Regions from separate parts of the Mus musculus genome. Here regions 1, 3, 4 and 5 are each linked to region 2. The links are chromatin loops, found by intact Hi-C in ENCODE. Cell type or tissue: heart. All regions are shown on one strand. Links, peaks and the distances in the headings refer to the core of each region. The heading gives the core; the rest is flanking DNA.

What was found. A loop is a pair of places that touch in the nucleus more often than their neighbours do. Peaks named below come from ENCODE experiments on the same cell type or tissue, not always from the same donor. Only the 100,000 strongest peaks of a DNase experiment are listed, where the experiment ranks them.
Region 1: it touches region 2 in a loop (2.6-fold over the local background); 7 of 42 quality-filtered maps call a loop at or near these places.
Region 3: it touches region 2 in a loop (2.4-fold over the local background); 4 of 42 quality-filtered maps call a loop at or near these places.
Region 4: it touches region 2 in a loop (9-fold over the local background); 30 of 42 quality-filtered maps call a loop at or near these places.
Region 5: a loop joins it to region 2, with 8 times the contacts of the local background. A loop is called at or near these places in 7 of 42 quality-filtered maps.

What each region holds. Positions count from the first base shown.
Region 1 is chr1:90,894,287-90,900,140 of GRCm38, reverse strand. The region is part of intron 4 of Gm35381 (a long non-coding RNA gene); the gene reads left to right. Among named protein-coding and RNA genes, the nearest start is that of Gm35381, 12 kb to the left of the region's middle. In heart, for the core only: no CTCF peak of the experiment used is centred there; a DNase peak (open chromatin) is centred at 3,230.
Region 2 is chr1:90,647,819-90,653,672 of GRCm38, reverse strand. It overlaps Gm35242 (a long non-coding RNA gene), which reads right to left and starts at 4,595. Exons shown (of 3, transcript XR_387261.3): 1 at 4,392-4,595; 2 at 3,244-3,327; 3 at 1-1,304. In heart, for the core only: a CTCF peak has its summit at 2,822 (motif pointing left); DNase peaks (open chromatin) are centred at 1,662 and 2,532; H3K27ac peaks cover 3,776 bases.
Region 3 is chr1:90,747,253-90,753,106 of GRCm38, reverse strand. No RefSeq gene overlaps it. Among named protein-coding and RNA genes, the nearest start is that of Gm41918, 14 kb to the left of the region's middle. In heart, for the core only: no CTCF peak of the experiment used is centred there; a DNase peak (open chromatin) is centred at 2,726; H3K27ac peaks cover 1,919 bases.
Region 4 is chr1:90,955,302-90,961,155 of GRCm38, reverse strand. It overlaps Rab17 (RAB17, member RAS oncogene family), which reads left to right. Exons shown (of 6, transcript NM_008998.4): 3 at 1-45; 4 at 1,029-1,154; 5 at 1,895-1,988; 6 at 2,157-3,023. The coding sequence ends at 2,272. Among named protein-coding and RNA genes, the nearest start is that of Prlh, 5.1 kb to the right of the region's middle. In heart, for the core only: a CTCF peak has its summit at 4,243 (motif pointing right); a DNase peak (open chromatin) is centred at 4,265; H3K27me3 peaks cover 3,528 bases.
Region 5 is chr1:90,903,723-90,909,576 of GRCm38, reverse strand. Gm35381 (a long non-coding RNA gene) reads left to right here and starts at 459. Exons shown (of 6, transcript XR_387263.3): 1 at 459-552; 2 at 5,339-5,843. In heart, for the core only: a CTCF peak has its summit at 3,051 (motif pointing left); DNase peaks (open chromatin) are centred at 3,056 and 5,416; H3K27ac peaks cover 103 bases; H3K27me3 peaks cover 1,494 bases.

The sequences.
Region 1 (5,854 bases), core at 388-5,387, 250 kb before region 2:
GGGCTTTACAGGGTCAGGAGCTTGAATCAAGCCAAGCCACATCCATAGTGAAGAGCTGAAGGAAAAGGCGTGCGTCCTTGTCTGCCCACTTGCCTATTTTCAGCTAGCTTTCTTCTTTCTTATACTATTCAGGATAACCTGACTAGGGGATGGTGCTACCCACCATGGACACTCCCACAGTACAATCTGGTAACTTCTCATTAAGATTCTCTTCCAGGATGATTCCATGTTGTATCAAGTTAACAGAACTAACAAGCACACGGACTTCCAGGAGAGGGTGCCCCATTGCCTACTCTCACCTATAGGGTGTGAGGTTGTTGCTTGTGCTCAATACTACTGGCCATACTTCTGTATGGGAAGTAGGAAGCAGACAAGAAACAGGTTAGGCCAACCAAGGAGTAAACATGGTCTCACTTCTAAGGCCTCCTGTAGTCAAGTGAATGGAATGTGAGGAGAAATGGTGTTTCAGTTCTCAACTTAAACACATGCTCTCTCTCTCTCTCTCTCTCTCTCTCTCCTCTCTTTTCTCTGTCAGACTGACTCTAAAGTCCACAATTTAAAAATGTTAATGGCTATGGGTAGCAGAGGCTACTGACTGCTTGAGGCTGTATGGATTGTATGGAAGTTGTATAGGAGGACGGCCCCAGTGAATCGCAATTCCAGATGCCCGTGGCTTTGAAAAGCTTTCTCCTGCTCAATTCTCCTTTGAACCAATGGAATGTGGCTGAAATGATGCTGTTTCTATTATGGACACAGTTACAGCTGATGCTTTCCTACCTTTTGGAAGCACTGAGACACCACACAGAGAAGAGAGAAACTCAGACTAAAAAAAAAAAAAAAAAAAAAAAAGGGCAGAGGCTTCGCTCAGCAAGCCCAGGGCTAGGGTTTCAGATGTGTGTGAACCATCTTGGATGCTCTAGGGCAGTGAGCTCCTGGGTGACTGTCCCAGCCCACACTCAATGCAGCAGAAAACCACCCAGCCAAACCCACAGAATCATAGCCATAGAATGAAGGCTGGTCTTAGCCACTGAGTACTGAAGGGGTTTTCAGCAGCAATAGACAACAAAACCATGAAAGAGAAGCTGGTAACATGTCCATACTATGACTGGGGAGTTTGTTGAGTAGTGCTATTAATGTTTTATTTTGTTTTGCTTTCTTTTTCATCAAAAGAGATCAGTGAATTAGAGCCAACCAGAGACAAACTTGAATTCAGGCAACCTGGAAGGAGGTGCAGATACAGTGACTAATCAGATGGGGAGGAATCCGAGGAAAGGAAGGAATCGGGACTTCTATTCCTAAGAATCTGCTATTGGGAGGGGATTATAGTTGTTAGGGGATGGAGACCAGGGATGAAATGCTTGAGGCAGGAAAAACCTGTAAGAGGGACTCTGGGTTTGTACTTAAGGTACTGATGGGGTCTAAAAATAAAAACAGTCACCAGGAAGACTCAACTTGACTTTGCCTCTCAGATAAGAGACCAAGGCTGGTGGTGTGTGGGGAAGTGAGAGCTAGCTTCATGGGAGAGTGAGATTCAGAGGACGCTGGAGGCAAAGGGATAACTGGGCTAAGGGATAACCATGAAAAATGCCTCCATGGGCATGGCCCTTGGGACTGCTGGTGGCAAAGAGCCTAGAGAAAGGCTGGAGCAGAGAGATGACTCCTCAGAGCCAGAGGACAGGCAATTGTAATTAATAGATAGGATTCAATAGCATCAAGGCCTGCCTGTGGGTAGGGTTGGGAGTAAGTCTGTGATGGTTAGTATCTGCAACTTGACAGGACCTAAAATCACTGTGGAAACAAGCCCCTGGGCACATCTGTGAAGGATTAGATATTCCTAGACACATTAGGTTAATTGAGGAGGGAACACCCACCCTAAGTGTGGGCAGCATCTTTCCATAGGGCTGGGGTCAAAGACTGTGTTAAAAGGAAAGCAAGCTGAGCCTGAGGCTTCACTGGGTATTGCTTCCTCACTGTGGGTGAAATGTCACCAGACCAAACTCTCACAACCACGACTCCCCATCATGATGGGAAACACTCTGAGCTAAAACACACCCCCTCTTCCTTAAGTAATTATTATGAGGTGTTTTGTCACAGCAAGGAGAAAGACAACTGATAAAGGTCTAAGAGAAGGGTACTAAACTCAAGCTAGTGGCAGTGGCTCAGAAGACAGTATGTGCATGTTCTACATCCACATGTCTATCCTTCACTCTGTCTGTCCATCCATCCATCCATCCATCCATCCATCCATCCATCATTAGATCCTCATTACAGAATGCCATAAACCAGGCATGATGATCAGATTAAGAAAAAAAATAGACATGGTTCATCTTTTTGTTATTGCTTTCCTTGAATTCTCTCCTCTGTGCATAAAAGTAGAGGCAACAGGCAATGCCAGTCAAGCTCTGTTCTTGGGCACTATATACTCCAGCGCTTAATAACATCAAGGGCAATAGCACAAGTAGGGACTATTTGCGGGAGAGGTGAGCAAGGCTCAGAGACGGTGAGTGTCTGATCAGAGAGTGACATAGCCTTGGCTTTCATAGTCAGCTTAGGACACCTCTCTCTACTTACCTGCTCCAGGGAACCTGTCCCAAGTTCTATTTACTGAGGTGGGTGGTACAGAGGAACAAGAGAGAATCTCTTGTTTTATTCATGAGCATTAATTTCTCACTGAAGCAATGATTCATATGATGTAGAAGGACTGGGAAGAGTGAAGCAATGATGTCTTTAGTTCCTTGCATAGTGGAGAAAGCTCTCAGTGGGTTAAGTTTACCGCCAGTGAGCAGTTTCTACGGGAAATTCCGTCCCAAACTCCAAACAATTACCTTGGAAACAGCCCTGGAATGGAGCCTGTGTGTAAATCAGAGCATGTGTGACTGTGAAATTTGGTCGTTGTGGACACACCTCCAATGGGGCTGCTTTCCCTCACTCTTGCTTTCTCTCACCTTTCTCTGCATTGTGCTGTGCAAAGACCCTCGGCTTCCTGTTCTAGTAAGCTGGCCAACTCCCTCCCCTAGTCTTGCACACATTTCTGTAACTACCCCCCAGAGGCTTCCTTCATCAAGTAAGGAAAACCGAATTCTGTTTTCCTAAGTGACGGGATGTGTTTATCCAGGGACTCCAAGCGGGCTCCAGTGCCTGGCCAGATGGTTCCAGATACGCTCAGCAGAACGCAAGGCGCAGGCCCCAGGGCTCTCCACAACCATGTGACTCACAGAAGGCCGGTGCCAAAGACGTGCACTGAGTGTCCTGCCCATGCTGGGCTGCACATAGGGTACACACAGGCTTCTGCTCCTTGGCTGCCTTAGGTGGTGCTGGGGCGGGGGAAGGGGAGGGTGTGCTCTTGCTGGAACTGAGATCCACCCTCCCAGGCCAACCGTGACTCATGTCTATTTTTAGTTTACCACTCACCCAGGTGGGCCAGGTTCCATGCTAAGTGCTCTAAATTTTGTATCTCTGTTTTTTTTTTTTTTTTTGTTTTTTGTTTTTTTTTTTTTTACATGGAGTGATCATAGGCTTTGGTGCCCGTATTTCAGCACATGTGCCTCTGGCAAAGGGGAGATTAGCTTTTGGGGACCTAGGGAACTTACGACAGGCATCTGCTGATGGCGTTGTGAGCCTGTTGAGTCCATGAGCTGAGGGGCAGGGTTGGCAACCAGGATCATGTCTGTCACTATGCGCAGTGTGCTTTGCTGGGGTAGACATGACTGATGGGTTTTGACACTCTCCCACTGGCTTGGACATTGCTTTGAAGAAAGGTCATTGGTTAGTAGCCACTCCTGTCTCTGAATCTCTCTCTCTCTCTCTCTCTCTCTCTCTCTCTCTCTCTCTCTCTCTGTGTGTGTGTGTGTGTGTGTGTGTGTGTGGAATGTGGTCAGGTTAGCTGTGCACAGCCCTCTGCTCTCCTGGGTTAATGGGCATCATGTATGATTTATCTGGTATAGAAAATTTACTTAGATCTTTTTATGGCCATATTGTCCAGAATGTGCCAGATTTCCTCAAGTTAAAGCAGGGCCAGGCCTGCTTAGTCTTTGCATGTGAGACACACCTGCTTGCTTGGTTTCAGTTGTTCCCTCCTCCTCCTCTTCCTCCTTTTCTTCTTCCTCTTCCTCCTCTTTTTCCTCTTCCTCCTTTTTCTTCATCTCTTCCACCTCGTTTCTTCCTCCACCTACTCCTTTTGTTTCTCCTCCACTTCCTCTTCCTATCCCTATTCCTCCTCCTCTTCTTCCTCCTCCTACTCATCTTCTTCCTCCTCTTCCTCCTCCTCCTTTCTGAGATATGGTCTCATGTGTCTCAGGCTAGCCTCTACAGCTTTGACCTTCTGGTCCCCCTCCTTGAACCTCCTGAGTGTTAGGATTACAGATTTGCACTACCACACCTGGCTTGATGCTGCAATTTGGATGGGGCTGGGACTTTCTGCCTGTTAGCCAAGCACCCTATTAATAGAATTACATCCCCAGCCCTTGACTTACCAGTTTAGTAGTGTGGATGGATAATCTGACTTAGAATTCCTTAGAGCCAGACTGAGCCAAAAGTGATTTTAAGCCATGTATTTGGGAGGAGGTCTTGGGAAGAGCCTGGTTGGAGCAGCAAGATGTGTGGTGAGTGATCAAGTGGCCTCTGTGGCCTTACTGGGGACCTTGTGATGACTGTCTCGGTGCTCTGTGATGTGGTCAAGGGATAGACAGTGGATTGCTTGCTTCCTAGTTCTGGCCTGTTGTTGACTGATAGATGCTCAGGGGTCCTTAGTACCCTACATCTTTGTCTGATCAGCTTGTCAACCATGTGGTCTGGAGCACTAGAGAAGCCCTTAGGCTTAGAGCTTCAGGCTGTTCAGCAGGGACAGAGGAAAAGGGGAGAGTAGGTTCCCGGGCTATTCTCTCAGTCTCATGTCTAGCATCTAGCAGAGGAGAGAGCCCCTGGCCTGGCTCCACACCCCCACACCCCCGCTTTGCTCTCCTGCACTAGACACACTGTCCAACTTCTCTGACAGCTGTAGTTCTTGTCCAGAATTGTCCTCTAAGGGCTTGCTACGGAGTGACATGAGGTAATGTCTATGAAAGGCTGTGTGAATTTCAGAGGTCTTGGGAAGTCTGTGCTATTGGCTACCTTCCCTCCTTCCCTCCCTCCCCTCCCCTCCCCTTCCCCTTCTCCTTCCTTCCTTCCTTCCTTCCTTCCTTCCTTCCTTCCTTCCTATGGATACAGGAGAAATCTGAGCCTCTTCTTGGGGTTGTATGCATCATTAATAAAACAATTTAAGAATGGACTCAAACAGAAGCTCAAGGACAATTTTATTAGAGTTTAAAGGAAACCAGCTGTATCTGAGCTGCCACACAGAGGAGAACAGAGGAGGGGGGAAGAAAGCCATGCCACTGAAGCAGCATGGGAGGTGGACATACAACAGACAAGCAGCCACGTGGTGCAGGAGGAAGCTATAGAGAAAGCAAGGAAACCCAAATGTTTGGAAAACCAACGTATTAAGTAAACTATGCTTAGAAAAGAGATAGAAGAAAAGTTTCTGAATGATGCAGAAAAGCAAGCAGACTCGGGGTGGGATTCTGGGAAGGATAAGTATGGTATCTAATGAAAGGACTAATTATTCTATCTGTTTAGTATGGCTTAAGGTCAATTTACCTTCCTTAGGGTTTTGTCTCTACTCAGGCCAGAGATTCTACTATTGTGACCAGAAGTATTTTCCTCTAACTTGCATAGAGACTCCCTCCCCTCCCCTCCCCTCCCCTCCCCTCCCCTCCCCTCCCCTCCCCTCCCCTCCCCTCCCCTCCCCTTCCTTTCTTCTTCCCATCCTCCATGTAGTTCCAGGAAACCACTGACTCCATCTGTCCTTTTCCATTCA
Region 2 (5,854 bases), core at 580-5,579:
TGGTACAGTGGCAGTCAGTGTTGCTACAGGGAAGAGTTAGCCAAGGAGGGCTGGAGGAAGGAGAGAGTGGCAGGGATTACATAGGACCTGTGACTCGGAGGCCCCTGGTCCTGGGTCCTGACCCTGTTGCTTACTAGGTGACCCATGCAGACAGATCTCTTCTTTCCTGGGTCTGTTTTCTCTGCGTCAGTGTGGTCAAGGAGACTGCTCATTTCTTAGGACTTTAACAGGATGGGTGATGACAGTGTGGGACTGTGCCAAAAGCAGGTATCACAGTGGCCCAGGAGGCAGTGACAATGCCTCCCCTCTTAGAAGAGCACAGAATCCCAGTAGTTGTGAGAAACCTGATTTGGATTGTAGGGACCTTGGGCTGCACTGCCCCGTGCTGGGGGGTACTCAGCCCCTCATTCTGGGGTGCTGTGCCTACTTCTCTGTGGCCACCACGGTAGAAAGATGCAGGCTGTATGAAAGCTAGGGTCTCTTTAAGTCTGGACTAGGAGAGTAGGATCAGGAATGCAATGGGCAGTGTTCAGGAGCAGAGAGTCTTCTTAGAGAGTTTGAAAATGGACTTCTACATTGAAGGCCCTCACCTTTGCTTTCTCCTGAGAGATGGGTCAAGTGGTGCCTTCTGGGACTGTGCTGTGCCCTGAAAGGATTAATCTATTCTCTGGTTTGCCCAGGACATCAAGGCTGGACTCATCAGTTCCAGAAGTGTGCTGGGGGTGATGCCACAAGGTTGTCATTTCACTGAGAGCAAACATATCACTCACCCTGGTCCTAAGAAAACAGGGGACTGAAGAAATTGAACTGCCAGTAGAGAATTGTCCCCTAGATGGACATGTGGAAAACAGCTCTGGAGAGCCTAGCTTGTGACTCACAGGCAGTATCCCCCTGCCCCCCACTGCAGCTGTGGGCAGCGTGGCCACCTTCTGATTCACGTTTTCCAAGGTTACCCAGAAAAATGGAAACCATCTGGATACACCAGCTCCCACCCAGATGGATGCCCGCACAGTTCTCAGACTGGCATAGAAGCTTCCATAGTCCCTGCTTGCCCAGAGCAGCTTCCTCAGCTCTAAGGTCTGTCTAGCTCCATCATCATTGAACTCCAGGCCCGCTGATCCAGAAGGCTTCCACACAGGGCACCAAATGGACATGGAGGTGCCTGCCTGTAGCGAGGGTCCTTTTAAGGTCCCTTACTTGCTGTTCTTCTGGGTAACTCCAGGACGTCATGTGGTGCTCCTTCCATGAGCCATTTCTCATCTGACTTGGGTGCTGACACAAGGCTTCCTCTCTAATTTGGGGTTCTGAATATAAGGCAAAGAAAGGAGGGGTGTCCAGAAGGGAAGGCCATCCTGGGAGAGCCCTCAGAGGTTCCCAGCATCTGCTGTCTTGGGAATATCGCTCCAGCTGTGTGCAGCTGGCATCTCACAGTCCGATTACATGTGTGTGTTTGTGTGCGTGCGCGCACATGTGCGCAGATTTATGAAGAATTTTCCCATATGATAAGCCCCACTTGCATTTTAGATCTAAGAGCACCCAGTACAATCTAGAGCCTGGTAAAGGTTGCTCTCCTTGCCAGCTGCAGGGCCAGACTGCCTGGCCCTATTCCTACTCCCACATTGGCTGCCTGGCCCAGTTTCCTGGGGACAGTAATGGTTCATCTAGAGACTGCTGGAAGCCTGGAGGAGACACACCAGCTCCCTGAGGCCCTGGGGAGCACTCAGACAGACTTGGGGTGGGAGAAGGACAGAGAAAGTAGCCATTATAAAGTCACTACTGTGGGGTCCTGGAGTGTTGCCTGTCCTCTCTGGCTTGGGGTAGTAGTTTAAGTGTCCCTTTCAACAGCCACCCAGTTCCATTGGCCTTGAATGAGTCACCCCTTTAAGGCCAGCATGTGAAGCTAACATGGCTGTAAGAATCCTCCTGTTCTCTTGTTCTTGCAGACAGGCTGTGTTTCCATCAGCTACCCATCCTTGCTGTGGGCTTCACCTCTCTCCCAAAACCTTTTCCACCCCATTGCTCCAAAAGCCTAGGAAGGTTTGGACTCTGATTGTGGGCACATGGAGATGCTGGTCTGAGTGAGGTCCTGTTTCTAGAGACGGCAGAGATCTGTGTGGTGGACGGTGGCAGATCTGGTGCAGAAGCAAGGGTGAGAGGCCCTTTGCCTGGGTCATCTGCATGTTAGCAGAGGATATGGGGGATGGGTAGCCAGTACTGGAGGAGGGAGAGGAGGGGACAGCCTAATGGTGTTAGATGGGAGGGAGGCACAAGGGGAGATTGGGTAGGGGAGCACACAAGAACAGGGATGACAGCCAAGGCTCTGTGAAGCTGCTGAAGGCCCTACCCTTCCCAGGAAGGTGATGTGCTCTCCACACTACAAAGAATATCAGTTAGGAAACAGAATATCTTATGGAATGTGAGTGCAAGAGGCTTGGAGGCATGGGGGAGGGGCTGGAAGTCAGAGGCCAGCATTCACTTCCTTTCTGGAAGCATGACTTGGTGGGAGGGATAACGATAGCTTGCTGGATGTGCAAGGGCTGGAGTTTGTCTGGCTTTGGTGTAGGCCTGGGGCATTTCAGTAGTGTGGTGGGGAATCCACTGCTGAGACTGCAGAACAGCCCCTGGCAAAATGCCCTGTGCTTCAGAAAGCGGCTGCTGCCTGGCCAGACAAGGAACCAGACCCAGACAGTTTTTTCAGGAGGTGACCCTTCGCAAGGAAGGAGAGAGGCCCAGGCCTCTAAGATTTGAAGTCGCCTCCCCCACTTGAAGATACTTGAAGCAGCTGCCAGATGGACCACCTCCCCATGTTTCAAGGCTGCCATCTGGTGGAAGGCTGGGGAATAGCAAGTATCTTAAACAAGACCCTTTCCACTCCAGGGGCTCAAGCAACTATTGACAGGTAAAGTGGACAACATAGAGCCCTAAAGATCTTTTTGCCTGGGAGGAAGAGCATCTCTGGGCCTACTTGATTGACTGGCGAGCAGAGATGGTGATTAACCTACAAAGTGTCACTTGCCTCCCTCCAAGTTCTTCTGTGTCTCCACAGTACTGCTCTAAGCAATGCACAAGATACATGACACTCTTGTATTCAAACCTTGCCCAGCCTTTGGAACCCATGAGCATGCATTCACTCTTGTGTGTAGAGCATGATGGCCACAGAGATCAATGTCATCATGTAGCACGTGCCTGCATCAATCACCCTGCTGTCCCTTACTCACTCCAGTCTATCAGACTGCTACTTACAATTTACCGTGCTGTTCTCGTTACTCATCAGCTATTGAGACCCACTGTTTGAAAGGCCAAATGATGTCTCCTCCGACGAAGGTTCTGGAATGGAACAGATTAGCCTGGATTAGTCAGAATCTTGACAAGAAGGACATGAGGGTCAGTTCAGAGAGGCAGGCAGGCATGGAAGTTCACACTGGGGTGATGTGCTTTGGAAATCACCCACAGGTATCTACCTGTGACCTGTCATCTACCTGTGACCTGTCATCAATCCCCAAGGGAGTGTGGGAAATGTGTTGGTATGACCTCAGATAGGGGATTCCAAGAGGACTGGGTGCTGAGGTGGCCCCAAAGCATGGGTAACTGAGGACAGAAGGTTTCTCTCCCTTTTTGCCCAGCCAGTCACATGGCTCTTGAGCTAGGACAAAGGCCTTCATCCTGTGTGTTCCTTTCTATTGCTGATGTAAATGCCTTTGGAGAGTCAACATGGGACCAAAAGGGATGTTTCACCATACAGCTCCCATCCATCATGAAGAGAAGTCAGGGCAGGGACTCAGGGCAAAAACTGAAGCAGGGGCCAAGAAGGCACCCCACTCACTGGCTTGATCTCCTTGGCTTGCTGAGCTTGTTTTCAAGTGATGCCTAGGACCATCCTGGCTGTGGCACCACCCATGGTGGGCTTGGTCTTCCCTCGTCAACCATTAAGCAAGAAAATGCCCCACAGACATTTCCACAGGCCAACTGATGGAGGCGTTCTCTCAGATGAGAGTTCCATCCTCTCAGGGGAGACTCCAGCTTATGTCCAATTGACAACACGAACCAATATGGCCTCCTTTCTGATTATCCCAGTGTGCCTATAGGAAAAAGCCTTCAGCATCCCTATGCCTCCGTTCTCGTGTGTATTTCCCATTTCTACCATATGAAGTTCTTTTTCCTCTGAGGGGAAGAGCTGGTGTGGGGAGCAGCTTCCTGACACTTTGGAGTTATGCCCCAGGGTGGGCCCTGCTATTTACAGCACGCTGCAGTTCAGTGTGAGTCGGATCCAGCCCACCGTCCCCAGACACACTCAAGTCTTCTCCCAGCCAACCACACACTTTCCTTGCAGGGATTCCCACACTCCAGCAAATATTCACAGCAAGTCTGTTCACTCCCCGAATGTTCCATACCATGTTCGTGTTCTCTGCAGCAAGAGCAAGCCTGAGGGGCTGAGCACTTTTATGCACAGTTAGGCTAGGGAACTCGGGAGGCCGCCTTGTCCAGTCGCTGGTCTGTTTGTTTGCTTGCTTGCTTGTTCTTTAAATATGACTCCTCCGGAAGTCAGAGTTGGCTGTTCTCGCCCATTGCTTTGCTGGGCCAGGTGCTGGCAGCAGCAGCCCTACAGCATAAGCAAGAAGCTCTCTCTACAACGGTGTCCCTGCCCTCGGGCTTGGGTGGGTGGGAATCCCAGCCCTCGGAAGGTGAACACGGAGGACTGGGCTGAGGAGTCTGCAGAGCTCAGTTGCTTATTTCATATTTATTTATTCTGAGGTTTTCCCACATGCCAGCCAGTGTTAAAGAGCCATTCAGCCTAACAGATTATCAACTCATAATAGAAATGTGAGAAGCCGCCTCATAGGAGACAAGGCCAGGGTTTCCAGGACTGCTGCCCACTGAGAAAGGTGCTCTGTGTTCTCAGAACTTTGGGCAGGAGGATCTGACCTGACCCTAGCAAGGACAGTGACTTTTGTAAGAAGGGGAGGTGAGTAGCTATTACCAAGGTACAGGGAAGTGGGGTGCAGCAGGAGAAGCACATGACATTCCCCTAGTCCTACAGGCCATCTGGGTGTGCTGTCCTGGCTCTGCACGCTGTGCCTGTAGGGGCAGGAAGGTCTTGCACTTACTTCTCATTTAAGGTTTAGTGAGTGGGAGTGGAGCCTCTAACACCGAGGTGCTCAACCTGTGTCTCAATCCCTTTTGGGGGGATTCAAAAGATCCCTTAACGGGGGTTGCCTGATACTATTGGGAAACCCAAATATTTACATTATGATTCCTAACAGTGTCAAAAGGACAGTTACAAAGTAGCAGCGAACGTAATTGTGTGGTTGGGGTCATCACACCAGGAGGGGCTGTATTTAAGGGTGGCGGCATTAGGGAGGTTGAGAACACTGCTCTGAGGTGTCAGGAGACTCAGCCTGCCTCCTGGGCCACCTGGAGGAGACTGAGGAGAACATCAAAGGTAGACCGGTCAGAAGCCCCGCCCTAAGGGGCAGAGGGGAGAACCCACAGAGATGGGAGGCAGAAAGAAAAATACATCTGTTCTGAGCACGCACCGGATGTTTTTCTTATCGTTATTCCCCAGCACAGGACTACAGGCATGGCCTCTGCAAGCTATTCAGCATTGCAAGTGATCTAGAGAGGACTGAAAGTATCTGAGAGCGGCTGGTGAGAGGGCTCATGGGTAAAGGCCCCTGCTGTCAACTCTGCCGACCTGAATTAGGTTCCCAGTCCCCAACGGGGACAGGAGAGAACTGACTCCCACATGTTCTGAGACCTCCACATGTGCACTGTGGCACACACTTATATTCGTGCACACACACACATCCATACACAACCCCCGCCACACACACACACTGAACACACACATCCATAC
Region 3 (5,854 bases), core at 224-5,223, 100 kb before region 2:
ATCAGCTGTCAATCAAGGCACTAAACTGCTCTCATCAGACAGGTCTCATCACTTAAGGGAAACCTTTTAGGAATGCTAATAACGTATATTAATATCCAGTTGACCTTTCCAGTGAGTTTTCCTATTAATGCTTCCCGTTCAGTCACACAACCTCAGATAGGGTTGGGTCCTTCTGATGTCTCTCAGTGGGTTCTAATGGCTCTGTTAGTAACCCAAGTGCAGGTCCTTAACTTCTCACATTCTCAGTTCATCCTTTAATCCACCCCTTACTTGTTCTTAGTCAAGTATATCCACCACCATACTGTAGAACACTTACCTTTATTATGGAAGATATTAGAAATATTGATAGTGGGGCTGGAAACTACTGTGTACATACATCCTTTGCTTAATGTCTTTAGCTTAAGGCTGAGTAGCTCAGAGCTAGAGAGAGTGCTCAGTGGTTAAGAGCACTAGCTGCTCTTCCATAGGACTCAGGATTAACTCTCAGCATCTATATGGTGACTCACAGTTGATTCCAAAAGAGCCAATGCCCTCTTCTGGTCTCCACAGATGTCAGGCATGGAAGTGTGGCACAGAGATACGTGTAGGCACAGACACATATGCATAAAATATTAATAATTCTAAAATTAAGTAGAGAAAGAGTGAGTGGTGTCTCTTGGAGCTGGAGAGATGGCTCAGTGGTTAAGAGCACCCCCTGCTCTTGCAGATGGCCTGGGATTAGATCCCCAAACCCACATAGTAGCACAAAACTGAAACTACAGTTTCAGGAGATCCAATTGCTCTTCTGACCTCTTTGGACACTGCATATATGTGGTGTGCATACATGTATGCAGGCATACACTCATACATACTTTTTAAAAAGAGTAAAATGTTTTACCAATCTCTCTTTCTCTCTTTGTGTGTGTGTGAACATGTGTATGTGTATTGCATGCATGTGTGTGAGTGTGCATGTGAGTGTGTGTGTGTGTTTACCCAAGCACAGATGTGTTTGATGGAGCGCACATGCCACTAGACAATTTTCAGGCATCAATTCTTTCCTTCTACCTTGTGGGTCCTGGAGATTAAACTCAAGTCATTAAGCCCAACTTGCCGAGCCGTTCTGCTGGTCTCTACTTTTAAATGATATGTTTTAGTGTGGAGAATGTTATTTCTGAAAATCTGGACAACTTCCATTTATTATTCCACAGCAATTGCATATCAGCCAACTGTAGTCCAGATGCGTGGACTTCGTGACCTAGAGACTGCTCTGACACCATAAGGACGAAGGCTAAGCTTGAGATCAAAAGCATCCACCGCCATTGTGGAAACTTGTATGAATTAGCCATGATTCATTTCTAGGAAAGTATTTGTTGCTGTGTTTGCCATAGAAACCCTGCTGTCTAGCCTTGGCACTGGGTTGGCAATTTCACGTACATTATTTCCTTTTACTTCCCAGCAGGCCCATGAAGAGGGCACAAAGGGAAGATGATACAGTGATGATGAAGGCTTCATTAAAGAGGCAGGGAGGGCACAATAAGCCCACTGCACAGATGGAGGAATCAAGTTCTGAGAGATTCAGACTAACTGTCAAGGCTATACATGTAGAGAGGGGATGGAGAGAAATGGGTGGGAGGCAGACAGATGGAGAGAAGCACAGCGAGGAATTCACACATCACCAGATTTCAAACACATCCAACAGCTGCTCTGTGTGGTCAGAGGAAGGCTGAGAAAACACAGCCACACCATGTTCTGTTTCTCTCTTTGGTGACTGAGCAGCATCGACTGGCAGACGTGACTGTCCACTTGTGAGAGTCCCCCATCAGATGTTCTTGAGACCAGGGACTCGGCTTCAGCTCATCCCTCAGCTTTGAGTGCAGGCCTGGGCATGCAGGAAGTGAGCAGAGATGTCCTGTCAACATCTCTGGATACCTTTTTCCTTGGCAACATTGCCCCTCCCCCCCCCCCCCGCCCCCGCCGCCAAATGCTAGAGCCATAACTTAAGCACTTTCCTAAAAGTAATTTGAACTGTGAAGTACAGAACTTGTCCTATAAAGATAAAGCAGGACAGGGGCTCTCTCAAGATCACCCATATACCATTTGCAACCATTTGCGTTGTCAGCAACTTCAGAGCTGACTGCATATGATGCATTTAAAAAATATTTTATTGATTGAAAATTTCATGCATGTATATACAATGTATTTAAATCTTTTCCATCCATACCTCCTCCATCAACCTCCCCTAGAACCTAAGGAAGTTATTTTGATTAGAATTGTCCCATCTTTGCCAAAGGTGTGTGGTGTGTCTGAGACAGGGCAGCCTGGGTCATGGAAGGTGTGCTGGGATAGTGTTATGGTCGCCCCACACACAGCACTGGAGGGAAGTTTCCACCACGCAGGTTCTTTAGCTCAGCTCCACTGATGCCCACCTTAAATCAGAGACACGTAGGACAGATACAGAGCTCATGCTATTTGCAGAAAACCAAGAGTGCTCCCGAATGCCCGAAGGCATACAAAACAGAACTCGTCTTTTCTGCTTCTCTATCTGAGGCTTCAAGGGAGCCAAGTGTCATCTTGAATTCAGGACTTGTTTGAAGTCATCTCTATCTCCGTTGTGCTTAGTGGAAGATCTAGGGAGAACACTGCCTCCACTCGCAGTGGCCACTGCACACAGAACTCACTTCCTCCTTTGGCAAGCATGGCCCTGGGAATGTGGTTGCTTTTTACAGCATCTGTTCTCCATTAGGGCATCTGACAGTTCCTGACGCTGTGATGCAGCCAAGCGGGGAGCTGTGTGTGGAGGCCGTGCAGTGAGGTGTATTACTGACTGGTTAGTGGTGACCAGCGGAATCCCTGATTCACTAAGCCAGAGCTCTGGTTGTGGGTTGCCGAGCTCTGCTCCTGATTCAGTGCTGTGGACAAAAACAAGGCAGAGAGAATATTCTCACGGATGGATGCCATGAAGCTGAGAAAAAAGGGATGAGATCTGGACAGAAGGACCCTGATTTATAAAAGTCAGACCGGATGTGGTAGCACTTGCCTCTGCTTTCAGCTCTAGGAGTTTGAGGGCAGCCTGGTCTACCCAAGGAGTTTCCAGGTTAGCCTGGGCTACATAATGAGACCTTGTGTGCTAGCTAGTTTTATGTCAAGTTGGTACAAGCCAGAGTCATCCAAGAGCAGGGAACCTCAATTGAGAAAAAAAAAATGGATCCATGGGCTGGAGAGATGGCTCAGAGGTTAAGAGAAAATGGATCCATAAGATTGGGCTATAGGCCTAGGCATGTTCTTAGTGATTGGTGTGGGCAGCCCAACTCATTGTGGGTTGTGCCACTTGTGGGTTGGTGGTCTTAGGTATTATAAGAAAGCAGACTGAGGGGTGGAGAGATTGCTCAGTGGTTAAGAACACTGGTTGCTCTTCCAGAGGTCCTGAGTTCAATCCCCAGCAAACACATGGTGACTCACAACCATCTGTAATGGGATCTAATGCCTTCTTCTGGCATACAGATAGAGCACTCATGGATAAAATAAATAAAATTTTAAAAATAAGAAAAAGAAAGCAGGCTAAGCAATCCATAGAGAGAAAGCCAGTATGCAGTGTCCTTCCATGGCCTCTGCATCAGTCCCTGCCTCCCTATTCCTGCCCTGTTTGAATTCCTACCCTAACTTCCTTCAACAATGAACAATGATATGGAAACATAAGCCAACTACTTTTCTCCTCAAGTTGCTTTGGTAATGGTGTTTCATAATAGCAACAGAAACCTAAGTAAAAACCCTGTCTCAAAATTAATTGATTGATTGATTGATTGATTAAAATAGACAACTGATCTACCTCCCACTATAGGATGAAGGATGGCACTAGTGTACTGCAACATTGACCCAGTTTAATCAGAACACATACAGACTGAACTTAGTCTACAATGAACCAGACAGAAGGCTAGTTTGATCTCATGCAGAGAATGGTGAGGTATCCAGGAGGAAGGCTGATTAGAACATGTCTATGTGACTGCCACTCTGTATGGCTTTACAGAATCAATAGTATGTGGAGGACACTGTGCCCAGGTGTAGGGAATCTGCCAGAATGTGTTCTGAGAGTAAGGTTCCACATGACAAAGAGAAGATGCAGGAAGGAGCCTGTGGCTCCATCCTCTGTCTATGTGCAAAGCTTTCTGGTGGGAGAAAGACCTTCCTTGTTCTCCTTAGGCCTAAGGGATGAAAGCACAGGGATGCCGGTAGGAAATGGGCGGGACTGCCCAGAGTTTGGCTGTGTGCTTTATGCCAAGTAGATTCTAGTCCAGACTGTCACCATGAGGCAGGGGAGACTCCAGATGGAGTTTTCATCATACGACTTTCAGGCTCAGCAGCCAAGTTTGCCCAGGAAACGCTCCAAGGTAGAGATGAAAGCCATACTGAGCTTTGAAGAACACAGAGGCCTGGGCTGCAGGGGTGCTGGAAGTGTCCCAGAAGTCACAGGGCAAAAGAGCAGCATGCTGGGTGACCAGACAGAGTCAGGAGAATGGAGCAGTTGGTGGCTCCTGAAGTTAGACTTGTGTTTGATTATACTCTGCCACTGGATAGCCTTGTGATCTGGGTTCTGTAGATAGAAGAATGGCCCTGCAAAGATGCCTCTATCTCAGACCTTGGGACCTGTATGTAAACATGTCATGTTACATAGCATAGGGACTTGAGGTTGAAAATGGAGTTGAATTTATCTTGAACTATCTGATGGAGATGATGTAACAACAAAGGTGGAAGAATAGGGGTGTGGGGACTGCTTAGCTGGCCAAATGCTTGCCGTGCAAGCATGCCACGAGTTCAGTTTCTAGAGTCCAAGTAGAAAAGCTGGTCATGTTGGCACATACATTTAGAGATGGAAATGGGAGACTCCTGGAGGTTCACTGGCCAGCCATTTTAGCCAGTTCATCAGCTCCAGTTCCAGTGAGAGACTCTGCTTCAAGATGAACAGCTGAGGGTGACACCTGAGGTTGACTTCTAATCTTCACAGGCATGTGCATGGTCACATGCGTCTGTACACATAAGTGGTCACTACGTACTTTATTGTAAACGTGGAAAATGGAGGACGGAGACCAGAGCCTGATATGGTACTGGAGCAATTTGGGCTGCTGCACTCTGGCTTTGAACCTGGGGCCGGAGGCATGAGCCAGGAGTGTGTCAGCTCCCAGGAGAAGAGAAGACAGAGGGGCATATTGTCTTCTAGAAAGTTCCCAGCAGCACTTTAATCTTCATCCACTGGGACTTATTTCAGACTTCTGCCTCACAAACCTGAAGAATGATATATTGTGTGTTTTTATGCCACTAAGTTTATTTGTTTGTTACGCCAATAGCTAAAACTCCTAATGCATTTGGGATAGTTCCACCTTTCCGAGTCAGGAATCAGGTTATGTTGTGTGTACAACAGAAATACTGTTGTCTGAGTTCTAGAAATATTGAAAATAAAATATCAGTTCCCTACCTGGTGCAAGAAGACAGTTGTTATTGATAAAGAGAGTTGTCTGAGAGATTTCTCCAACATTTAGCTATTACAAGAAGCCATACCTTCCCTGTCCTCTGGGCATAGTATGGCCATTTCTTTCTTGAGATCAGAGCAGCTCTGATTACCCACACAGGACTCTGACTAGATTGAGAGATCACTCAGGGGGTACCTAGTGAAAGGGCACATGAAGCCCCTCCCCTCCCTGAGATACCAAGGCAGTAAGTGATTACTGGGCAGAGAGAGAGGTAGACTTTTCTTTCTCCTCCATGCTGTAGCCTCCTGTAAGTTGCCTGTGTTCTGGTAACCCCTCACTTGTGCTACTGTAAGTAAACCCAGTTGGACCCATTGGCCTCCCAAGTTAGTCCTCAGGGGAACTGATGCTTCGGT
Region 4 (5,854 bases), core at 258-5,257, 310 kb before region 2:
AGGGGTGCCAATGCTGCGCTCCTGGTTTATGACATCACTCGGAAGGTAGGGTCACTTCCCACCCCCTTCCCTAGGCAACTGCACGTTTACTGCTTTCTATAGGGGTCCACGTCAAGGAAACAGGACTGGATCCATGGTTTATAGTAACGACTACATCAACCAAAGGGGCCAGTGAGCCCATGCTGCTAGCTTCATTCAGAGAGTCCTCTTGGCAACCCCTGACACCCAAAGCTGGGCTCTGTTTCTCTGCAATCTCCTGGTGCACTCCTTACCCCCACAGCACCACCATCAATGGTTCTAGTGTGCTGCTGACATAGCAAGGGACTGTTTCAGAGCCAGCCCACCTCCCCAGACCAACCAGTGTGTCTCACCAGGGGTTGCAGAACACAGAGCATGCATGGGATTGATATGGAAGGACTGGACTCGCATGCCCGAGTGTGTCCAACCTGGCCCAGGACAGGGTGAGCTTGCTGTTCACAGGAAATAGGGAAGTGGGGAGTAGTCATATTGGCTAGGAGGCAGGAAGGTGTAGTAGGTACAAGAGGCTTGGGGGAGGGTCCTGGATAAAAGATTGCAGTGGATCCAAAATGTATGTGTTGGTCATAGGTCCAGGAGTGTGGAGAGATGGGACCCCATATCAGCCTTGATGCCAGGGGTCAGGAGACAGGTGCCAAAGGACACAGGGTCAAGCCCCTCACCTGACCTATGAGGGGCTACAGTTAGGAACTGGGTTTGGGGAGATAACAGTTCTCTCAAACTCTCCTTCACAAAATGGTGTCCAAAGTGGAGCTCTTGACTCCAAATTCCCTGTGACATCCATGCCCTTGGCTTTCTGGTGTGCTGCCTGGCTGCACAGCTCTCCCTTAGCAGGGCCAGCCCATCCTGGATGCCCTCTCAGGGGATCAGAGCAGCCCTTTGGCATTGCATTCTGGAACAAGGTCTTGATGTGGCTATGCAACCACAAGGGAGCTTTGCTCTTCTGGTTCAGCAAGGAGAACTCCAGCACGGTTTCCATTCTGTCTCTTTAGGATTCCTTTCACAAGGCCCAGCAGTGGCTGGAAGACCTGGAGAAGGAATTCCAGCCAGGAGAGGTGGTGGTGATGCTGGTCGGCAACAAAACGGATCTGGGCGAGGAGCGGGAAGTGACCTTCCAGGTGCCGCATGGTGGCGGGCAGCAGGAGGGAGTTCTTGATTCTGTGGACTCAAGTACTTTTTGAGGCCTGGAAACACACACACACACACACACACACACACACACACACACACACATACTCTCTCTCTCTCTCTCTCTCTCTCTTTCTCTTTCTCTCTCTCTCTCTCTCTCTCTCTCTCACACACACACACACACACACACAACACACACAGCATATACCTCTGTGCCTCAGGCACTCACATACTCATCCATATACTTGCACTTACATGTATACCCATGATCTCTCTACCTCATACTTCATAAACACACATGCTCATGCACATGCCCAGAGTCGTTCTTCATGGATATATATTCATGAGCACACACATGTGCCTCCAAAGTCACCACATGCAAACCCACATGCAGATGCACTTGTGTGTATAGAAATGCACAAAGATTCCATCTTAGTTCCTCTTCTAGTTGGAGATTCATATAGAAGGTGTATGTACACATATGTACAGAGGGTGTGTGTATATCAGGTGGTCTGTGTGAAGAATATGTGCACATAGATGTCTTTTTCTATTGTTTTGAGGCAGGGACGTATGTGTCCAAGGCTGACCTTGAACTCATAATCCTTCTGCCCCAGCTTCTTGAGTGCTGGGATTACAGGTGCATTTCCATTTCTTGTGAGTCAACCACAGTCGTTGGACTTAGTGAGTCTTTGGAGGGGCTCTCATTAAACACACTGACTTTTTCCTTCAGGAAGGAAAAGAGTTTGCAGAGAGCAAAAGCTTGCTGTTCATGGAAACCTCCGCCAAGCTGAACTACCAGGTGTCTGAGATCTTCAACACTGTTGGTGAGTTACAGCCCCTCCACAGGAGTGTGAGAGCTCGCTGCTATGCCTCCACCCTTGGGTTGACTTCTGGTGTCCTTGGGGCAGGGAGGGGTATGAGGAAGACTAATAGGGAATGTTTGGTTAGGGTTCTGGGTGGTGCTCTCCAGTACACCTCCCTGTTTTCCACAGCTCAGGAGCTTCTGCAGAGAGCAGGAGACACGGGGAGCAGCCGCCCACAGGAAGGTGAGGCTGTGGCTCTGAACCAGGAACCTCCCATCAGGCAGCGCCAGTGCTGTGCACGATAGCCGCTGCCACTGCAGGAGAGCTGGCGGAGGACACATCTCAGCCTGTGCTTCAGAGGGTCCCCAGCCCAAGCTACTACGTCTTTGTGGCAAATCTGCCGGGGCTGCCTCTTTGTCCATTCATGTTCTGTGTCGGAGATGGCTTATGCTTGAGCCCTGGAGGCTTCCAGGCGTTGGTTTTCTCTGTAATCACTGCTTGCCAAAGCTGATGAGAACTGTCTCAGGGAAGATCCAGTGTCAAATGGCTCCCAGAAGACTGTCAGCCCTACCTTACCTGATACCCAGATACTTGGATGCCCTGAGCCAAGTGTGCCTGCTCCTCCTGGGCTGTCCCTTTCAGCTTCCTTGTGACCAGCACAGAGAGCTAAATGAAGCAGAGAAGCAGCATGGACTGGGAAAAGCCTTTGATCCGTGGGATGGGAGGACAGATGCTTCCTCCTGGGGCAGCATCCATAACTGGACCACTTTCGTTCTGGGAACTGTCAGGGGGAGAGAAGGGGCATCAATGCAAGGAAAAATGCAGAGATGAGCCCAAGAGAAAAACGAGCCCAAGGTGCTAAGTCTCAGTGAGGTGACGCAGGAGAGACAGAGTCTGAAAGGGTGGCTGGGATGGAAGTGTCCCCCTTCCAGCGGTGGATGGACAGAGCCAGGTTTCTACCTAGTGATCTGAGGACTCTAAAACCCCTGTCCCGAGATGAACACCGTGTTGTCTCATGTCCTTCTCTCCAAATATTAAACGTCTTGACAATCCGAACACTTCATGAGGTTATATTTGGACCCATGGCCCGACGGGTCACACCTGTTCAGTTTTTCTGCACACGTTCTAGATGGGTTTGTGGGTGTTAAACATGGTGAGGGTTCATGGGGGTGAGTGTAACGAGGGTGGGCACAGGCATTGGTCTGGGGTGGACTGTGAGTTCTTCTGATGGTGATTGTGTGAGTTCTTATCCTTGTAGAGAAACTCAGGTCCTTGAGCAGGGAAGAAAGCCCCAGAAAACATCTTCCTGTTAAGTTTCTCTCTTGACACTTGCTGGGGCAAGGTGTGGCCATTTAGGGAGCAAAGCTCTCTCTCTCTCTCTCTCTCTCTCTCTCTCTCTCTCTCTCTCTCTGTGTGTGTTTTAATCCTTGCTAATCCTTGCTTCTGGGAGTGTGATTAGCTGTTGAGTCTGAACAATGAGACATTGTTGTTGGGTGTGGTGATGTAGGCCTCGAATCCCGACACTTGTGAAGCTGATGCAGGAGAATGGCGAGCTTATTCTGGGCTGCACAGTGAGAAAACAAACAAACAAACAAACAAGCAAACAACAAAACCAACAGAGTCAAACAAGCCCTAGAGAACATCACAGAGTGGAACATTGTTATCTCACCAAGGAAGATGGCTTCACCGTGCCCACTGTGAAGCTCAAATGGATAAAAGTGAACGTGTCCCCAGGCTGGCCAGGAGCTTGTCTGTGCCTGGGCTGTGACTCCTGCTCCCATTGGCTTTGCTTGGACAGGACCACACCAGTGCTTTCTCCCTTCAAGTTTCACATGGGGCTCAGGCCAGGGATTGGAGGGAACTTTCTGGCCCCGCTGCACTTCTAGAGGGATGCAGCTTCATTCCGTTCTGGGGCCTGGAAACGATTGTGAGTTTCTAGGCACTGATGTAGTCCTGACATGACCTGAAGGAAACCCTGTGACCACTGGACAAATGTGAGCCAGACACTGTTCACGTCAGGATCAGTGAGCAGATGACAAGGGCCGTGTGGGAGGTTTTCACTCCCTCTTCCCTGGTGGGTTTCTTAGTGAGGCCTGTTGATGCTGGGCAACTGCTTTGCTGACAGCTAGGGAAGATACATTGTTGCCACCTGGTGACTCGCTCACATGTGAAACAGGGGAAGTGAATATTCAGCATCCCGGGCTGTCCTCATCATCCCTAAGGGCTGGGAATCATTAGGCAGGTAGGCAAGCCTACCCTAGAGGGGGAAGAGAGGCCGGGTTACATATGGCCACTAGGTGGCGATCTAGTATCACTTAAGACAAATCCTTCTGTTGGGTCCTGGGTACCTAGACACTCCGGTGCATCTCTTCAGGGCAAAATCACTGCTTTGAGGAAGCAGGGATACAGCAGGAAGATTTGTAGGTGACTGCCTGTCTGGTTACCAATCTCTCCTTTCTCTTGACTGATTAGTAATGCTCCCTTTGACACACCTCAGCAGAAAGCCCAAGACTGGATGGATCTGGAACCACCCAGCTTCACCAGGCTTGTGAAAGTCAGTGGTGCCCAGGGATGGAGAGATCTCTTACAGTTGAGAGGCAGGGCCCTGAACTCAAGGTCAAGGTCAACATGTCAAAGTGGGACCCAGGACTCCATCAGAGGACCCAGGACTTTTGGACAGCAGAGTATAATGTCCAGCTAAGGCCCAGGTCCTTTTCTGTGACAGGAAGTGCAAGAGCAGTGTCAGGCTCACCACTAGGTGGGATAATCAGCAAGGATCATTTTAAAGAACAGGCCACTGGGTGCTTCAGAAGGTTGATGTTATGATGTAAGATCAGGGGCTGAGAAAAATACACACACACACACACACACACACACACGTACATATGCACATATGAGCACATGCACACACGTGTGTGCACACACACACATGCACATGCATGCACACACACGTACACATGCACACATGCAGAGAGAGAGGGGGAGAAGAGGGGGAGGGAGAGGGGAGGGGGAGGAGAGGGGGAGAGAGAGGGGAGAGAGGGAGAGAGAGAGAATAGACTTTTCCAGGCTTACACTTTGTGTTATTCTTGGGAGAAAGGTTTGAACTCTTTGAGGCAATGTCTTGGTGTCTGCAGCTTGTCATCAAATGTAGGTTGGCAAGGATGGGAAGTAGGAAGCAGGCAGACAGGATGGCTGATGAGTCCATGTAGGTTGAGATAGTCCTTACAATGTCTTGTGAACTTTTCTGTATGTTTTAAAACCGTTCCCAGACTGTGGAAAAGATGAGTACGCCTCCATTCATCTTTCCAGACGAGGAGCTGGTTCTTTCTGGATAAGAGCTGTGGGAGGATGTCCTCCAAGCATGGCAGCCATTACCACTGCTGTCAGAGCAGCAGCTATTGCCTGCAGGAAACCATCAACAAGAGCCAGCCTGTGTTCCTGCCCGGGAGGAGGGATGGGTAAGGTCATGAGACCTTCATCTGAGATCCCAGCCAATCCCCACTTATGCCTTTCACCGCAGCCACATGTCACCACCCCAGGAAAAAGTGGCGTTGGAAGGTGATGAAGTATACAGGGAGTAGAAAGAACTGGAGGGGAGTTGGCCTGTGACAACAGTCATAGCGGCCTGTGACAACAGTCATAGCGGCCTGTGACAACAGTCATAGCGGCCTGTGACAACAGTCACAGCAGCCTGAGGGTAACCTGAGGGGAACAGCATAGACAGCAGCCAGCCAGATGACCCCCAGCTGAGAATCATCTTGATCTGAGGGTAAGATGGCACCTACTGAGCTGAGAAGAGGCCAGTTCAGGCTTCTGTGCTGGTGGGTGAGGCTGCTGGCAGCCATTGGCACTCCTCTGTGCAGGTGAATTTCAGCTGCCCCGGCTTC
Region 5 (5,854 bases), core at 536-5,535, 260 kb before region 2:
AATTGGGTTACCAGCTTGGGACCCCATCCAACAGTTTTCATCCACAAACTTCTTAATGCTCCATTTTGTTCTCCTCCCTCTTCTCCATCCTTTCTGTTCCCTTCCTCCCCCCTTCCCTCCTTTCCTCTCTCCCTCCCTCCTTCCTTTAAGTCTCCTCCCAATACCAAATTAAACAAACAGACAAACTAACTGCACTCCTGATGCTCTGGTCTTGGTTGTTGGCCAGGCTAGGGGACTGCTTTGCAGAGCCTGGGAACTGGCTCCACTCCAGTTTTCTTGGGGAGTCCCTTGATAGGGGTGGAATGCTGGGATTTCCCACCACTCAGGATCCCTAGCCCATTGCCTATCTAGATGCTAGGACCTCTAGGCCTGCAGGGACCCACCCACATACAGCTTCCTGGGACCTAAGGCCAGGAAAGCCCCCATCTCTGCTTAAAGCAAATTCTGCTGGGAGGGCTGGGACCCCAGCTGGGCTCTGGGCTCTGGGCCCTGGGAAAGTCCTGCTCCCTACAGGCCAGCCTTGGGGCATCACTTCTGGCAACATTGTGACAGGTAGGACATCACCCCAAGAGGGCTGATGCTGGGGATAGGTGCAGTGGGCTGTGTGTGGGAGGGGAGGGACAGGCTTTATTTTCTAATACGAGGTCAGGTAGAGCATGGGGTGGGACCCAGCTTGCCATTCCTAGGAAACAGTAATGAATATGGCATGTAGCTTTGGGACAGCCAGGAAGCCACCATGGCTTTGGAGATGTTCTGAGTATCACATGGTGAAGAGCACACACTGGTAACACACCTCTGGTCTGCTCACACCTATAGGGGCTTTCCAGTGGAGGCATTTACATCTGGGGCTGAGGTCTGGAAGACTCAGCCTTCCTTCTGGATGCCCTGCAGTTTTCTCCTTTCCTGGTATCCAGCTTGCTGTGACAGGATGAAATCAGGTCCTCGAGGAAATGAGCACACTGGGGAACAGAGCCCAAGACCATTCAACCCTTAGCTCCTGGGGGCCTTGATCTGCACACCCCAGCTACAGCCTGAGATGGAGACAGGGCAGAAGAGTGGCCAGGTTCTCCCAACAAAGGCGTGGTATAGTTAAGCCAAGCAAGAGAGACGTCCCCTCCTTTCATCTGGCCACAGCGAAATCCACCTATCTTAAGGCCAGAAAAACAGAGGCTGTGGTGTCAGGACAGTGTAGTTCTGAGGCTGCTGCCACAGAGCTCTGGGACACAGTGCATCTACATCTATCATGGCTTTGTTCACCCATGAAGTCCTTTGGGGTCCTCACTGGCTGAGCCCAGTGAGAAGAGAGGCCGAGGATGGTGGTGTTGGTACTGCCAGGGAGACAGAAGAGAGTAGAGGAGAGTACACAGAAGTTTCTGACTTCAGGAGAACTCTGGCCTTGGATTTCTTGGGCCTTTGGGGATGTCACATGTCCTAATTAGGTAGCAACTGGCAGTTTAACTGTCCTGGCAGGGTGATGGCTATTCTCGAGAGAGACATTCGAGCTGCTCCATCAGACTATTAAAACAAAATCCATACAAAATAACAAGTTTTCTTGGGAATCTCATACTTAGTAAAGCAAAAGGCTAGGACCCCAGTGCCAGCCAGAGGAGGAGCTTGTCTCCCAGGAAGAGATTTCAGTTTGAACTCAGAACACCTTCCAGGAGACTGGAGCCCAGAGGACGATGGCCCACCTTGATGGAGGCTGCTTAGTTATGTGCGTTTCTAGCTCTCCGCTTAAACCTGCATCTCATGCCAGCACCTCAGGCTGGACTTTCAGGGGCCACTAAACTTCTTGATCTCTCCATCCCTCCCAGTGTGGTCACCCGGAGTGAATCTTCTTTTATGCCTTACATTATTAAGTGTCTCGATAAACAGCCAATTGGTGAGCAATGGCAGAGCCTGGCTTGTTAGGGCTGCGAGGACCCAGCCTTGTGCTCCAGAGCATAGCAATGGTGTGAGCAGCTGTCAACTCTATTCTAGGGCACCTATGCCACAGGCTGCGTGGGCTCTTAGCATTTTGGAGGAAGAGGTTGAGACTAAGGGGATTTTCAGTGCACCCCCAGCACCATGCAGTTACAGTTACACTCTCAGCGTCCATGTCTGGCCTCAGCAATGGCTGTTGAGTAAGTCAAAAGAGCCCCCAGCTTCTGCTGTCACTCCTAAGTCAGGTGAGTTCTGGGTAGCATATCTGTGCACCCGGGCAGTTATTAATCCTAGGAGAAAGGCCTCCCCTTTAGCAGTGGAAAAGGGACCTTGAACTTTGGGAGATGGTCTAGAGAGTGTGGGAGGGGGGTGCCAGCCACCTGGGCATCATGCCAAGCCCATTCTGTTTTGCAGCCCCAGCTGAGAGCTGCTCCCCTGCTCATGATGCTTAACACTGGCTTCGGATGACATGGGAATGCTATAAGCCTTAGACTATATGAGGCTCTGCAGGAGGCATCCTTTCTGTGACCCGAGCCAGTCTCTACAGCTGGCCTGTGGGCAAGTGGTGCTTCCGATATACTGTGATGACAGAGGAGGGCCTGAGGTTCAGGGAGGTGGTGACGTTACAAAAGGGCCCTGGGCAGTGCATGGTGGGGCAGTCTGAGGCAAGCAAGACTTTTGTGTCATTTTGCTTCACAGTATCTCCTTAAAGGCCACCAGGCTACTGAGGTCTCTGAGTGGCTGGAGGCCATTGATTTAGTGATGCTGAGCTAGTCTCTCGGACGGAGCCACCTGAACTCCTTCAGACACCAGAAGTCCCTTGGACTCTGCCTTTTGAGATGCCCTTTCCTTTCCTGGTCCAGGCAACAGGCATCCTCATCTGGGATACGTATTTCAACCATCCTTCACTTCTGTTTTCTACCCTGCAACCAAACACGCCCTTTACCTCACCAGATTCCTGATTACCCCTAGAGGAAGGAGGTGGAGAGAGCCAGGGCTTCAGGGCCAACAGCCTTAGTGGTCCCTGCCTACAGGTTTCCCTGGTGCAGGGCTTAACTGACAAGTCTCCCTGAGCAGGATGGATGGTTGCTTCAGGCATCTGGTGCCCTCTTCTGGCTAGTTTGGGTTACTGCGTGGGCTCTAAGGGCCCAAGGGACCTAGTAGCAATTAATGTCTGCTAGTGAAACTTCCACCCATGGAGCCAGGTGTCCAGCCCCTGTGATGATAGCCCCACCTTTGCATCCTGTGGTAGGTGGGAATCCCACTAAGATCTCTGTTTCTCTCAAAGATTCAATGTCCCATCCCTGTTGTCTTCCATCATGGCTGGGTTCAGCTGTTGCTACCTTCTTGATTCTAACTTGGGCTTCATTTTCAAAAGTGTTGCCTTTTTATAAATGAGCAGGTTACAATGTTAGGGGTTAGGGCCACAGGAATCAATATGAAGTGCTATGGCAGGATAGATCCATGGGTCATGGTTCCCTTCAGGGAGTGAAACATTTACCGAGTGTCCTGGTGCTTTATGTCAACTTGACACAAGCTGAAGTCATCTGAGAGAAGGGAACTCCAATTAGGAAAATGGCCCCCAGAAGATCTGGGTGGTAGGCAAGCTTGTGAGGCAATTTCTTAATTAGTGATTGATTGGGGGAGGGCCCAGCCCATTGTTGCTGATTCCATCCCTGGATTCTATAGGAAAGCAGACTGAGCAAGCTCTAAGGAGCAACCCTGTAAGCAGCCCCGACCCCTACGGCCTGCATTAGATCCTGAATCCAGGTTCCAACCCTGTGTGAGTTCCTGCCCTCACTCCTTTTGATAAAGAGCTGTTTTATATGGAACTGTGAGCAAAATCAATCCTTTCCTCCCAAATTGCCTTTGGTCAAGGTGTTTCTGCATAGCAATAGTAACCCCAACCATGACAGGGAGGTTTGTAGAGCTGCCTGTGCTACGAACGGGAAAGAATGGAGGTGCTGTGGCAATATGGCTCCTTGAAGGATCTTTGTGATCTGGGTCTTGACTCAGGTGGCGTTCACATGAATTGTACCTGCAGTAAAAACCACTAAGAACTCAACATGTGTGTGCATGCACACACGCACACAAACACACAGGTACAGAAACACCCCCCCTCCACCCCCCCCACATGCACACACGTAGATGCACACAGATACTCAGAGACTGATGCATAAGATACCCAGTCTCTCTCTCTCTCTCTCTCTCTCTCTCTCACACACACACACACACACACACACACACACACACACGCACACAGATACTCAGACATGGACACATATACCCAGTCTCTCTCTCTCTCTCTCTCTCTCTCTCTCTCTCTCACACACACACACACACACACACACACACACACGCACACAGATACTCAGACACTGACACATATACCTAGTCTCTCTCTCTTACACACACACATACACACACACAACACACACACAGAGCTGTGTATTATGTAAGATTAGAGAACCTAAGCCAAAAGTGCATTGATTTCTGCTATTTACCACATGTGAGTTGACAATTACCTCAAAGTAAAAAAAAAAAAAAAAAATGTTACAATGTAAGAAAGTTAAAATGTAGGGGGGTTCTGAGAGAAATGAGCTTGTGCACAAAATGTCTGTGGAAACCCAGCAAGAGATGGTCTACAAGTAAGTAGGGAAGCACGCTGTCACGCATGCTTATCATGGAGCCTATGTTGCAATAGAAAGAGTAAACTGCGGGCTTGCAGAGCAGCTTTGTGAGCGCCACCTACATTGTCCCATGTGAAGGAGACACAAAGCGCTATAGAGGATGGTTCTGTGAACCTGAGTCTTACAGGCTTACAGCTTAGATACATGGCTGCCTGGGCTCAGGGTCAAGAATGGCTGCCACAGAATTGCAAGCATCTCCTAGGTTGAAGGAAGTGCCTTGCCTCTTGCTGAGGTGGTGGCTATGTGTTTTAACATATTCACTAGACTCACATACAAGAGGGTCGGGATTCACTGAGCTAGACATTTCAAGCAGTGCATCTTGCTGTATGTGAATAATATCTACGTGGGAAGAATAGTTTATCCAAAATCCAAGTGGGAGGTTTTGGCTCAGTGCTGGAACAGGTAACTGATGGTAATTTTATAGGAAACTTTCCCATGTTCCATGGACAACTGCTGGAGATTTATTGCTTCAAGTATTTCTCTGTCCTGTGTAGATAATTTAACTCATCCCAGCTGGGCCCTAACAATCCCATCCGCTGTGGTCTCGTGCGGCTCATCAGCTATTTAAAAACTTCCACAGCCAAGAGACTTCTGGCACTGGAATTATATACATCAGTGTCCTGGGGTGAGCTCCCACCCCCCCCTCTTGTTCATTTCTTACTCACACGAAGTTCCTTCAGGATGGAAGCAAGATGTGTGTGACTTAAGCTCTTTCTTCCCCCCAGGGATGAGTCTGCTGAGGCGGATATGGCGGAACACCACTTAGATCTTTCTTCCAAAGGAACATGCTGGAAAGCTGGAGGCGGGAGTTGGCTGGCAGCCTCTGCTTCAGCACCCTCAGCATCTTTTGTGGTGTGTGAGCCTTAGCCCTTTCTGCAGGCAACTCCATACTTCTCTGGAAACTCTGGGACCAGACAGAGCAGACAGAGTCTGGTGCTTCTGCCCAGTGCACTCCTCCGCAGGACTGCTTGCTTAGCTCACATAGCATCATGGGCTGAGACTCTCTCTCCAGGGCCAGGCTCCATGCCATCAGAAGCCTTCTCTCTCTATACCAGCTTTTTTCTTCTCTTGTGGGCTTTGCCCACTGCAATCTCTGCCAGCGTTATCTGCCTCTGCTGTGCCTCCCCAAAGACCAAAACCATCTGCCCATTAGATACTCTTTGTAGCCAAGGTCTGAATGGAACAATAAAACATGACCCAGCAGGTCAGCTGGAGGCCCAAGATGCAGAGGTATTTCCATG